Regions from separate parts of the Homo sapiens genome. Here region 2 is linked to region 1. Evidence: read pairs that join two places in POLR2A ChIA-PET (ENCODE). Cell type or tissue: PC-9. All regions are shown on one strand. Links, peaks and the distances in the headings refer to the core of each region. The heading gives the core; the rest is flanking DNA.

The links. Peaks named below come from ENCODE experiments on the same cell type or tissue, not always from the same donor. Only the 100,000 strongest peaks of a DNase experiment are listed, where the experiment ranks them.
Region 2: POLR2A ChIA-PET joins it to region 1 with 5 read pairs; 3 of 35 experiments call an interaction of 5 or more read pairs at or near these places.

What each region holds. Positions count from the first base shown.
Region 1 is chr17:31,684,094-31,690,378 of GRCh38, reverse strand. No RefSeq gene overlaps it. Among named protein-coding and RNA genes, the nearest start is that of MIR365B, 110 kb to the right of the region's middle. In PC-9, for the core only: no CTCF peak of the experiment used is centred there; DNase peaks (open chromatin) are centred at 1,448 and 2,688.
Region 2 is chr17:31,471,580-31,477,864 of GRCh38, reverse strand. All of the region lies in intron 3 of RAB11FIP4 (RAB11 family interacting protein 4), which reads right to left. Among named protein-coding and RNA genes, the nearest start is that of MIR4724, 60 kb to the left of the region's middle. RefSeq lists an enhancer at 722-1,538. In PC-9, for the core only: no CTCF peak of the experiment used is centred there; no DNase peak of the experiment used is centred there.

The DNA of each region.
Region 1 (6,285 bases), core at 980-4,979:
CATTGCAATTACAATGGAGCTGGAAAATTCCTATTGCCTAGTGATGTTGTAGCCATCATAATGTCACAGTGCAATGCATTACTCAAATGTTTGTGGTGATGCTGGTATAAACAAACCTACTCCACTGCCAGTCATATGAGTATAACATGTACAGGCTGGGCATGGTGGCTCACGCCTGTAATCAAAGCACTCTGGGAGGCCAAGGCGGGTGGATCACTTAAGGCCAGGAGTTTAATACCAGCCTGGGCAATGTGGTGAAACCCTGTGTCTACAAAAAATAAAAACTAGACTGGCATGGTGGCATGCTACCATGCTTCCTAAGTCCAGCTACTTGGGAAGTAGCTGCAGTGAGCCATGATCCTACCACTGCACTACAGCCTAGATGACAAAGTGACAGAGTGCAGAGTGAGACACTGTCTCAAAAAAAAAAAAATTAGGTACAGTACCTGATACTCGATAATGATAATAAACTACTATGTTACTAGTTTATGTATTTATTATGCTACTTATCATTATTTTAGAGTGTATTCTCTCTACTTATATAAAAAATGTTAACTGTAAAGACTATTTTAGATGACTAAATATACTCTGTTGGCTGGGTGCAGTGGTTCACACCTGTAATCCCAGCACTTTGGGAGGCCAAGGCAGGCAGATCACCTGAGGTCAGGAGTTCGAGACCAGCATGGCCAACATGGTGAAAACTGTCTCTACTAAAAAATGCAAAAATTAGCTGGGCATGATGGCGCGTGCTTGTAATCCCAGCTACTCGGGAGACTGAGGCACCAGAATCACTTGAACCCGGGAGGCAGAGGTTGCATTCAGCTGAGATTGCGCCACTGCACTCCAACCTGGGCAACAGAGAGACTCCATCTCAAAAATAAATAAATAAATAAATAAACTCTGTTGATGGGCCAGTAATATTGGGATGAGCAATAAAACAAAAGCATACATAAATCACTAATTATTTTTCTTCTTCATACAATTTGTTTTCTTGCCTTCTTTATTTAGAGACACAGTCTTGCTCTGTGACCCAGGTTGGAGTACAGTGGCATGATCACAGCTCACTGCAACCCTCACCCCCTCAGCTCAAGCAGTCCTCCCACCTCTGCCTCCCAAGTAGCTGGAAATACAGGCGTGCGCCACCATGCCCAGCCAAATTTTGTATTTTTTGTAGAGACAGGGTTTCATCATGTTACCCACTCTGGTCTCGAACTCCTGGACTCAAGCCATCTGCCCACCTCAGCCTCCCAAAGTGCTGGGATTATAGGCATGGGCCACCACACCTGGCCCTTCCTGCCTTATTTTTAGAAAAATCACTAATTATGGTTATGATTAATATTTTTGCATAATTTCTGTTCTATTGATAGCAGTAATCCGCTTTATCATTATTATTATTATTTTTAGAGATAGGATCTCACTGTGTTGCCTAAGCTGGAGTGCAGTGGTATGATCATAGCTCACTGCAGCCTCAAATTCCTTGGCTCAGCCTCAAATTCCTTCCACCACAGCTTCCTGAGTTGCTGGGTGGCACATGCCACCATACCTGGCTAATTTTTAAAGAAAATTTTATAGAAATGGAGTCTTTCTTTGTTGCCCAGTCTGGTCTCAAACTCCTGGTTTCAAGTGATCCTCCCACCTTGACCTCCCTAAGTAGTAATGAGCTTAAAAAAATGTATTCAAATGTATTTTCAGGTACATGTAACAAATTTTCTCATGTAACCCATAAACTTGCATGAATAAAATAAATTTTTTAAAGTATTTTCATCAGGCCGGATGTGGTGGTTCACACCTGTAATCCCAGCACTTTGGGAGGCCGAGGCAGGTGGATCATTTGAGGTCAGGAGTTTGAGACTAGCCTGGCCAACAGGGGGAAACCAGTCTCTACTAAAAATACAAAAAAAAAAAAAAAAATGAGCCAGGCGTGGTAGTGCGCACCTGTAATCCCAGCTACTCAGGAGGCTGAGGCATGAAAATCACTTGAACCCAGGAGGTGGAGGTTGCAGTGAGCCGAGATCATGCCACTGCACTCCAGCCTGGGTGACAGAGTGAGATCCTGTCTCAAAAAAAAAAAAAAAAAAAGTATTTTCATCAAATTGAGGTGAGTGTAAAAAATTAAAAATGATTTTGTTTTTTAAAAAAGTTCTTATCTTCTAAATCAAGGATCAACAAAATAAGGTCCATGGTTGTGGGCCTGTTTTTGTAAACAAGCATTTATGGAACACAGCCACATCTATTCCTTTACATACTGTCTACAGCGCTTTTTTGCTACAACACCAGATTTGAGTAGTTGTAACAGAGATCACATGTCCTGAAAAGTAAAAAATGTTTATTGTCTTTCCCTGTGAGAAAAAGTTGGTTGACCCCTGTTCCAAATTATCTATTAAAATTAAAGGTAAAATATAAATTATCATTAATATGAAACTAATAAAGTTATTTAATAAAATCATTTTTATTTTTTGATAATTTAATTAAATCTTATTAAATATTTTTATTAAAAAGCTATTGCAATTCTGCAATTCAAGGTCTGACAATGTAAAGAATTAGTATCATGCTTCATGTATATCGGGGTCCCCAGCCCCCAGGCCATGACCTGTTAGGAATGGGGTGGCACAGCAGGAGGTGAGTGGCAGAAGAGTGAGTGACGCTTCGTCTGTATTTGCAGCCACTCCCCATTGCTCACATTAGTGCATGACTCCATCTCCTGTCAGATCAGTGGTGGCACTGGATTCTCACAGGAGCTCAAACCCCCTATTGTGAACTGTGCATGTGAGGGATCTGGGTTGTGTGCTCCTTTTTTTTTTTTTTTTGAGACGGAGTTTCGCTCTTGTTGCCCAGGCTGGAGTGCAATGGCACAGTCTTGGCTCACTGCAATCTCCGCCACCCAGGTTCAAGCAATTTTCCTGCCTCAGCCTCCTGAGTAGCCGGGATTATAGGTGCTCGCCACCATGCCTGGTTAATTTTTGTATTTTTTGTAGAGACTGGGTTTCACCAGCTGGCCAGGCTGGTCTCAAACTCCTGACCTCAAGTGATCCACCTGCCTTGGCCTCCCAAAGCGCTGGGATTACAGGCATGAGCCACCGTGCCTGGCCAAGGGATCTAGGTTGTGTGCTCCTTATGAGAACCTAATGTCTGATGATCTGAGGTGGAACAGTTTCATCTGGAAACCATTTCCCACACCCTGTCCATGGAAAAATTATCTCCCACGAAATCAGCCCCTGGTGCCAAAAAGGTTGGGGACCACTGATGTATATTATGTCCAAACCTAGATATATACAAATCTAAGACTAATATGAATTATTTAAGATTGCAAAGCGTCCCTCAACCACTCTTGTGCAAGTCTTGAGAATGCCGTATTAATTTATTAATAGCTCTAGAACAACTAATAGGAACATCAAAGAAGCGAGAAAACAACTCAACGCCCCTGGAAAATGTGATCCATTGAATGCAAGGATCTGGCCCATTCCTGCTATGTGACAGGAAAGATTTTGCAAGTTATTTCATGTGTCTTTTCTTTCTTTCACTCAAGTGTTTCTGCTGCTTGCATCCTCTCTGCTCAGTGTCCAACCTTGGCATTGGCAAAACCCACAAACCTTCGTGGTATCTAAAGGTAAAGCTTTGGACAGTAACAGCGTTGAAGCAGTTCCTGGGGTCTGGACGGTGTTAGTCATGAGAGCAGCTGTTTAGGGCTGGGGCTGTGCTGTGCCAGGGCTGAGGCAGGATCCCGAGTTACAGGCAATCCAGTACTTGTTAATCAATTTATTTATTTTTGTGGGTTTGTGATATGCACGATCCACTAGAGCTCAGGGCCTAAGTGTTAAGTTTAATTCTGGTCTGGGGAGCAGCTTTCAGGACTCAGAATTTTACCTTGAAGAAGAAAATCTTTTTTCTCTGCCTTGTCCTTACCCCTGTATCTCTTCATCCCAATCCTCTTTTTCCCTCTTCTCTCTGAAGGAATGTCTTGGGGACACTTACCCCCTGCACAAGGCCAGAACTGGACCAGGATGTGGACATTACATGGAGGGAGCTTTTGACTTGATGGAAGTCAGGGGTTCTAACAAGGAGGCCACCTGACATTCAAATGGGCAGCTGGCAGAGGAGGTGGTGCCTGCCCCCAGCGGTGCTCAGTCATGGGTTCATGGTGCTAGAGAATTTCTGTGTAGGGTAATGGGTTGGTTTGGAGAAAGATTCTTTGATTCCGATCACCCTAGGGAGTCCATATCCAGTCTCTGGAATATCCTCCCTTCCAGTCTTTATCTGGATACTGAGTTATGGGTGGGGGTGAGGATGGTGGTTATGGGTGGGTTGGACTTGCAGATTAGCCAAGTGCAGACCAAAATAGCCAACCATTAACTCGGCAGGACCAGCCTCCTGAGGACTGAAGTTTCCAGGAAGGTCCTGGGTAGAATGTGACCCAGCCTCCCATCTCTGAGACATTTCCTGAGAAACCACTTGCTCTCCCAATCAAACCTGCTCCCATTATTAATAATCTGAAGCTCTTTAATAGGAGGCAGCCTGAGGCTGTGGGCAGAGAATCAGCTTCAGAGTCAAAGCGGTGGATGTAAGTTTGAGTTTTGCCATTTATTAGCTGTATGAACTTGGTCAAGGTATTTACATTGACTCAGTTTCCTTGTCTGCCAATGGAAATAGTGACACCCATATCTACCATACAAGGCTGTTGGCGGGGCGAAGGGAGGAATGGATCTGGACAGGGTTTGTCAATCAAAGGGTGTTCTTCCTTCTTCCCCAACCCCCACTGACTACCTGGCATTCGAATGCCTCTCCTATTTCAGGGGAATCCCAGAACAGATGGGAAGCAGAACCCTCTTTGAATAAGAGAACTAAATAAGGAAAGATGTTCCTCTCCTCTCCTTCCTGACACATGGGGAGTGCCAATGACCTGGACTCAACTGTGTCCAGGCTCTTACCTGGACCCTATAATCCTGAGGGAGTAACACAAAGACCCCCATGCCTTGTGGTGGGGTGGTATAAAAGGGTTCTGGGGTCCAGTGTGGGTAGTGCCGGGAATGGTAACTGTGAATATTTAATCACAGCAGCTGAATTAGGGTTACAGTTGATGTGGGTGGGTACCTTCTCAGCATTTATTTCCTCCTTCTTCTTAAAAGAACTATGATTTTATTCAGATATCCACTCTTTTCCCAAGTGGTCTGTGTGCCTCAGGGGCAGCCCATTCCACCACAGTTTTAGGGATGGACCTGGGTTGATCTAAATTTAAATAATCTCACTTCTCTTGCCAGGGATTGGTTCAGCACTCTAGATTTAAGTCAATCAGCTTAAGGAGTTCCCCTAACCACAGTCATTGGCCAGGGGTAAGAGGCTCTTTGGTCTTGAACACCTAGAATATTACCAGCACTCCAAGACGCCCCCTTATGTACCTTTTCCATTGACAACCCCCTCCCTCTTCCCAGAAATAACTACTATCCTGACTTTCAAGATAATATTTTTCTTGCTTTTCATTTGCTTATCATCTCTCCTATGTATTCACCTCTAAACAAGATACATTCATTTTGCATATTTTGACATATATATATAAAAGAAATTGAATTATTCTAAATGTATTCTTTTGTATTGTTTGTTCAAAATTATATTTGTAAGCTTCATTTATGTTGTTGCATATAGCTATAGTTTGTCGATTTCCATGGCTATATGGCATTCCATTTATGAATATGCTACAATTCATTTATCTGATTTACTATTTTTGGAGATCTGGGCTATTTCTAGTATTCTGGCTTAACAAGAAAGCTGCTAGACATTCATTGTTCATCACTTTTGGTGCAGATACACTGCATGAGTTCGTCTAAGTATGCTTCTACTTATTCAACTTTACCAGAAGGTGCTGAACTGTTAATCAAAGTGGTTGCACCAATTTATTGTTCTTATAAGCAGTGTATAAGAGTTCCTGCAGCTACACATCCTCACTAAGCACTCGGTAGTGTCAGAATTTGACTGTCCTTATGGCATGTATGTAGTAATATCTCTTTGTGGTTTCAATTTACATTTTCCTGATTATAAATGAGATTGAGCACATTTTTATGTGTTTATTAGCCATTTGGGTTTCTTCTTTTATAAAGTGCCTAGAAAGAATTTTGCCAATTTTTTTTTTGAGATGGGGTCTCACTCTGCTGCCCAGGCTGGAGTGCAGTGGCATGATCGCAGCTCACTGCAGCCTCAATCTCCTGGGTTCAGGTGATCCTCCCACTTCAGCTTCCCAGGTAGTTGGGACCACAGGCGTGCACCACCAGCCTGGCTAATTTTTATATTTTTTGT
Region 2 (6,285 bases), core at 1,327-5,326, 210 kb after region 1:
AACTGAGGCTCAGAGAGGTTACTCAAGGACATACAGCTAGTAAGTTGAGAGCCAGGAGTCAAACCCAGGCAGCCTGGCTCCAGAGACTGTGCACCTAGCCGTTATCCTATGTAAAAAAGAGAGGCTCGGTTTTGTATAATAAAATAACTTCCCCAAAGTAACCATCATAGAACCAAGACCATTCATTCATTCACCCCGTCATTCATTTACTCAAACAAGAATCACTGAGCAGAAACCGCAGGCCAGACCTAGTGCTGGCCACCCAGAGACCAAGGAAGAACAAGGTGCAGCCTTGCTGTGGACCTGCCGGCTGCCTGTCCAGGCGCCTCTGACGCCCGCGCTGCTCTTCTCCCCACAGCTTGTCTGGGGACCTGGGGCTCTGCTGTCAGCTTCGCACCCTCCCAGCCGTGGCTTCTCATCTATATCTGATGGGTCAAGGAGGGTGGGCGGGGAGCACCCAGCTTCTCCCCAAGCCCAGGCTCCTTCCTCAGCCCCACAGGGGAGCACTGAGCCCCCCACCAGGTAAGTGCCCCCTCCTCACAGTCGTGTGGTTGCTCCCTGCCTGAGGAACACTCCAGGTGGCAGCCATTAGTCTCAGATTTAGCGGCCTCCTGAGAGGCGGGATGACAGTGGACGATGACGACTCTGAGTCTGTTCTGGGGTTGGAAGGACACACACTGAAGGGCTTGTAACTCCACTCTGAAAGCAGAGTCCCCCGCAATTGTCTCCTAAATTATCTCAGTGATGCTGGGATGAAGAAGTATCCCAAACCACAACACGCAAGCTACCCCACAAAAGACAGAAGAAGGGCTGCAGACTCTGCCCTGTGGAGAAGGTGGTGGGGCTGGGGAGAGGGCGGCTCCCTGGGGCCTGCCCAAGTTTATCCCCTGAATAAACAGGAGGCCACAGCAGACCGGATGGGCTGGTGTCGGGAGACTGGCTGGCCTCCGTGCTCAGTCACAGATGCCTCCTTTGTGCCTCCCCTGCCAGGGCTGGGCTGGGCAAAGGAAAACCAAAGGTGCCCGGCCTCTGGACACGGAGCCACTGTTCCACCCACTTAGGGGAAAACCACGGCCCAGCAACAGCTCTGTGGCTGCAGCCCAGGAGGGCTGAAGGAGCTTCTGTGTTCACGTAGAAACTGGAGAGGCCAGTGCAGTGGGGAGGCAGGCTGCTCATGGGGTGCCCTAAAAAAGAAACCTTTCTTCCAGGCCAGGTCCCCTGTGGTCCCCACTGGATCACAAGGCCACATTCATGGGGTGAAGCCCCCTAGTGCCCCACCAGCCCAGGTTTCAGCCCCAGCTCTGCTATTACTACCTGTAGCTCGTCTAGTCTCTTAGCCTTGGTTTCTTATGTGACCAACAGAGTTAATAGTACACACGAGGCCAGGCACGGTGGCTCACACCTATAATCCCAGCACTTTGGGAGCCCGAGGTGGGTGGATCCCTTGAGGTTAGGAGTTTGAGACCAGCCTGGCCAACATGGTGAAATCCCGTCTCTACTAAAAATACAAACATTAGCTGGGCGTGATGGCACGTGCCTGTAATCCCAGCTACTTGGGAGGCTGAGGCAGGAGAATCACTTGAACCCAGGAGGCAGACATTGCAGTGAGCCAAGATTGCACCACTGCACTCCAGCCTGGGTGACAGAGGAGGACACCGTATCAAAAAAAAAAAAAAAAAAAAAAAAAAAAAAGTTCAGTCGATTCTCATTATTTGCAGTAGTTATGCTCTATGAAGTCACTACAAACACAGAATCGTGAATACTGAACCATTGCCCCTAGGGGAAATACTGGTTCAATTCCTGTGAGCCTCTGATCACAACATTTTCATCAAACGATCAATGCATAACCTTGTTTTAAGCATGTCTCTGTTTAAAGACACTATATTTAATACATATTGTTGATTCATTAACATTGAACTCACTGTAGCTCATGCCTGGGCAAAGCTTATCTAACACTCAGTCGTTATTTTCTCCACAAGGCACGTCCCAGCCTTCTTGCATTTAGGAACACTAGACAGCCTTTGGGGGCCATTTCAAATAGCAAAATCGCCAAAAAAAAAAAAAACCACACAAAAATGCAGAAAACGTGGCACTAACTAGACCGTGAAGAGGACACTTGTTTACAGTATGAGAGCTGAAACAAGAAGGCCGCTTGTCGCCTTGTTTGACCTCAGCTGGGAACATGCACGTTGGGCAACTCACATCTTCACCACCGTGAGAATGTTTGCAAATGATCACAAAGGCTCTGCGAGTATTGATTTTGGTGTTACAAATGAATTTCAGCAAGCAGGCAAATTTGCAAATACAGAATGTGCAAGTAATAAGGACCAACTGTATCTGTGTCACAGGGGTTTTGAGGGATGGCTTGTTAAATGAAAGAATGCACGACGAATGCTTAAGCGTAGCAACAGCTCACATCTTTTTACTGTAACTAGTATTATTTGCTGAACCTACCACGTCTTGACAGCTTAGAATGTCTTTCTTTGTGCTTTTTCCAGTGAATGAAGCCCAGAGTCAGGTTTGAAGCGCACCAGTGCCCTTTGCAGCTGGGAGACTTGCAGGTTAAGCTGACTCTCCTCTCTTCTTGTCTTCTCATCTCCAGCACTGCTTCCCACCACTCACTCACAGCCAGTGACCATGCCCAGTGACCTCCCCACCAGCTCTACACACCAACCTGCACAGGTGCCTCTACTCTGCCTTCTTCTTGATACAAAGCATTATTCACAGATGGACCCTTCCATGTGGGCCCTGGACCCCATCCCCTTCAAGGTTTTGCTCCTGCCCTCCCCTTCTGAATCATCCATTTCTCCTTCTCTATGAGTTCCTCTCCTCACCACATTATGCCCCTGGCTTTAAACGTTCCTTCAAGTTCCTCCCTGAACACCACAGCGGTTGAAATGAACTAACTAGAGTGTCACGGGTCCTCATCTTACCTTAACAATCCTCATAGCACCTGGTGAGGTGAATCTCTGTTTTTTTTTTGTTTTTTGTTTTGTTTTGTTTTGTTTTGTTTTGTTTTTTGAGACAGTGTTTCGCTCTGTCGTGCCCAGGCTAGAGTGCAGTGGTGCAATCTTGGCTCACTGCAACCTCCACCTCCCGGGTTCAAGCTATTCTCCTGCCTTAGCCTCCCAAGTAGATGGGATTACAGGCACCGGATCTCTCCTTTAAACACTTTCTCTCTTTTTTTTTTTTTTTTGAGATGGAGTCTAGCTCTGTCCCCCAGGCTGGAGTGCAGTGGCGCAATCTCAGCTTACTGAAGCCTCTGTCTCCCAGGTTCAAGTGAATCTCCTGCCTCAGCCCCGAGTAGCTGGAACTACAGGCATGCACCACCACACCTGGCTAACTTGTGTATTTTCAGTAGAGATGGGTTTCATCATATTGGCCAGGCTGGTCTCAAACTCCTGACCTTAAGTGATCCACCCTCCTCGGCCTCCCAAAGTGCTGGGATTACAGGTGTGAGCCACCGCACCTGGTCCCTTTAAACCTTTCTTAGCTTGGTTCCAGGGCACCACCCCTCCAACCTCCTCAGCTCTCAAGGTTGGCATGCTCTGTGCTTCAATCCTCTTCCCTTCTCACCTAGCCTGAGACTTTAAATTCCACCAGTGCTGATGTCCCCACCCCACATTGTTGCCACCCAGCCTAGACCTCTTCCTGGAGCTCCGAACTAAATGCATCCAATTGCCTGTGAGGAAGTTGACTGGGGAATGTCTTAGGGCTTGGCCTGTGAGGGCACAAGGGATGCAGGATGGGCAGAGGGAGAAGTGGATTGCATTGCAGCTGCAATGAGCCTCAGCTGATCCCCGGGGCATCTGGAGCCAAGATAGTCCTTCAAAGTTGCCCAGAAAGAGGCAAGGGGGCAAAATCATTGTGTCCCCACCTGGACCAGCCTTCAGATGAGGGCTGCCCCAGGATGGGTCTGTCATCTTGGGCAAGGCAGCCCCTTTGGCTCCTGGGGACGGTCTGCAGCAGCCAACACTTCTGGCAGGTGGCCTTGGACCTCAAGGGGATGTGGATGCATACCACAGTGTGCAGACGACTTCAACTGACTATCCAGTGGGCAGCTCAAATTAACATGCTTACCACCCAAATGTCAAGTTTCCCTCCATGCCCGCTGAGCAAATCGCACCAACCTCCATGCAGGAGCTCAGGTGAGGACCATGGAATAGCCCTGGATGGCTCTTTCCTCCACCTACATCAGCAGTCCTGGCAGCCTGGCCGAGCTGACCGCCTCCTTCTCACCTTCTTTTCCCTGGACAAATGCAACCACCTAACTCTTCCCGATTCCAGTGCTGTCTTCCTCCAGGTGCTGCAGGGGCTCTTTTTTGAGACAGAGTCTCACTCTGTCGCCCAGGCTGAAGCGCAGTGGCGTGATCTCAGCTCATGCAGCCTCTAACACCTGGGCTGCAGTGATGCTCCCATCTCAGCCTCCGAGTAGCTAGGACTACAGGAACATGCCACCATGCCCAGCTAATTTTTTTTTTTTTTTTGGTAGAGACTGGGTCTTGCTTTGTTGTCCAGGCTGGTCTTGAACTCCTGGCCTCAAGCAATCCACCTGCCTCAGCCTCCCAAAGTGCTGGGATTATAAGCGTGAGCCACTGTGACTGGCCAGGGATATTTTTAAAACATCAGGCAGGTCTTGTCATTTCCCAGCTAAAAGCCCTTGCCTGGCCTCTTGTGCAGACTCCTTGCTTGTGCTCTCAGAACCTCTGCCCGGGTCCTCCTTCCATTCCATTCCACCTTCCCATCACTCAGCCACCAAACAGCCAAGCTCTTTCCCACTCCCCCACCTCACGTGCCTCCATCCCTCACTTCTTTTTTCTTTTTTGTTTTTTTGAGACGAGTCTTGCTCTGTTGCTCAGGCTGGAGTGTAGTGGCATAATCTCGGCTCACTGCAACCTCCACCTCCCAGGTTCAAGCGATTCTCCTGCCTCAGCCTCCTGAGTAGCTGGGTCTACAGGTGCCTGCCACCACGCCCAGCTAATTTTCGTATTTTTAGTAGAGATGGGGTTTCACCATGTTGGCCAGGCTGGTCTCGAACTCCTGACCTCAAGAGATCCACCCTCCTCAGCCTCCCAAAGTACTGGGATTACGGGCATGAACCACCATGCCTGGCCTCCATCCCTCACTTCTGTCTGGCTCGGCTCACGTCACCTCCTGCATGAGGCCCTCTTCCTAGAGAAAAACCCCCACCATGGCCATCCCTGTCTTCCCTTCTGCTTCGCCTTCTTGATGCACTTTCTCTATCAGCATGGGCGCTACTGACTTATTTCCGTGTTCATGGTCTTGCTTCTCCCCTCAGACCGCAATTCTTTGAGAGAAGGGACCATGTCTTCCTGTGCGCAGGTGTATCCCTGGTGTGCGGCTGGGATTCATCCTGGGCCGGTTGTGAGGACCAGGGATGGTGAGCGCTGGGGCCGCCTGTGGCCGTGTCTCTGAATGAAGCCTTTATGATGAGAGCCATGACTCAGCGCGTAAGGCCCAGCTTGGCTGCCAGCTCCCTGCGGCTGGCCCCGACCCCCAGGGCAGAACCAGCCACTCTCTCCCCAGGTTCCCTGCGCTGGGTATGGGGGGAGCACTCATCACGCGGCACTGCACAGTGGTTCTTTATGAGCCCAGGGCGGTGCTCAGCCAAGGTCTGGGGACCTGACCTCAGGTGGGCAGCCCCTTTCCTGTTCTGTGACTCTGCATTTTTTTTTTTTTTTGAGACAGACTTTTGCTCTTTTTGCCCAGGCTGGAGTGCAATGGCACGATCTCAGCTCACTGCAACCTCCGCCTCCCGGGTTCAAGCTATTCTCCTGCCTCAGCCTTCCGAGTAGCTGGGATTACAGGCACTCGCCACCACGCCCGGCTAATTTTTTGTATTTTTAGTAGAGATGGGGTTTCACTATGTTGGCCGGGATGGTCTCAATCTCTTGACCTTGTGATCCACCCACCTCTGCCTCCCAAAGTGCTGGGATTACAGGCGTGAGCCACTGCGCCCGGCCCCGTGACTCTGCATTTGAGGGCTTCAGCCAGGGCGCCTCCCCACCTGAAAAGGCTCCCTGTTTCAGACACACATCCAGGCCCAGCCTGCAAGGCTCATCGCCAACTTGAGCGTCAGGCTCTCCCACTGGGCAGCAGCAGGGTGGGGGCCTTTCATCCTCACATTAGCACCGAGAGCTCGGGAGCTGCTTCTGTGCACACCCAGACTGTCCCCCAGCACCTCTAGCCTGCTCACAGCTGGGCACACGGCCACCTCTCTCCCCTTCAGCAGCCCTGACTTTGCAGCTGGGCTCCGCCACTTCC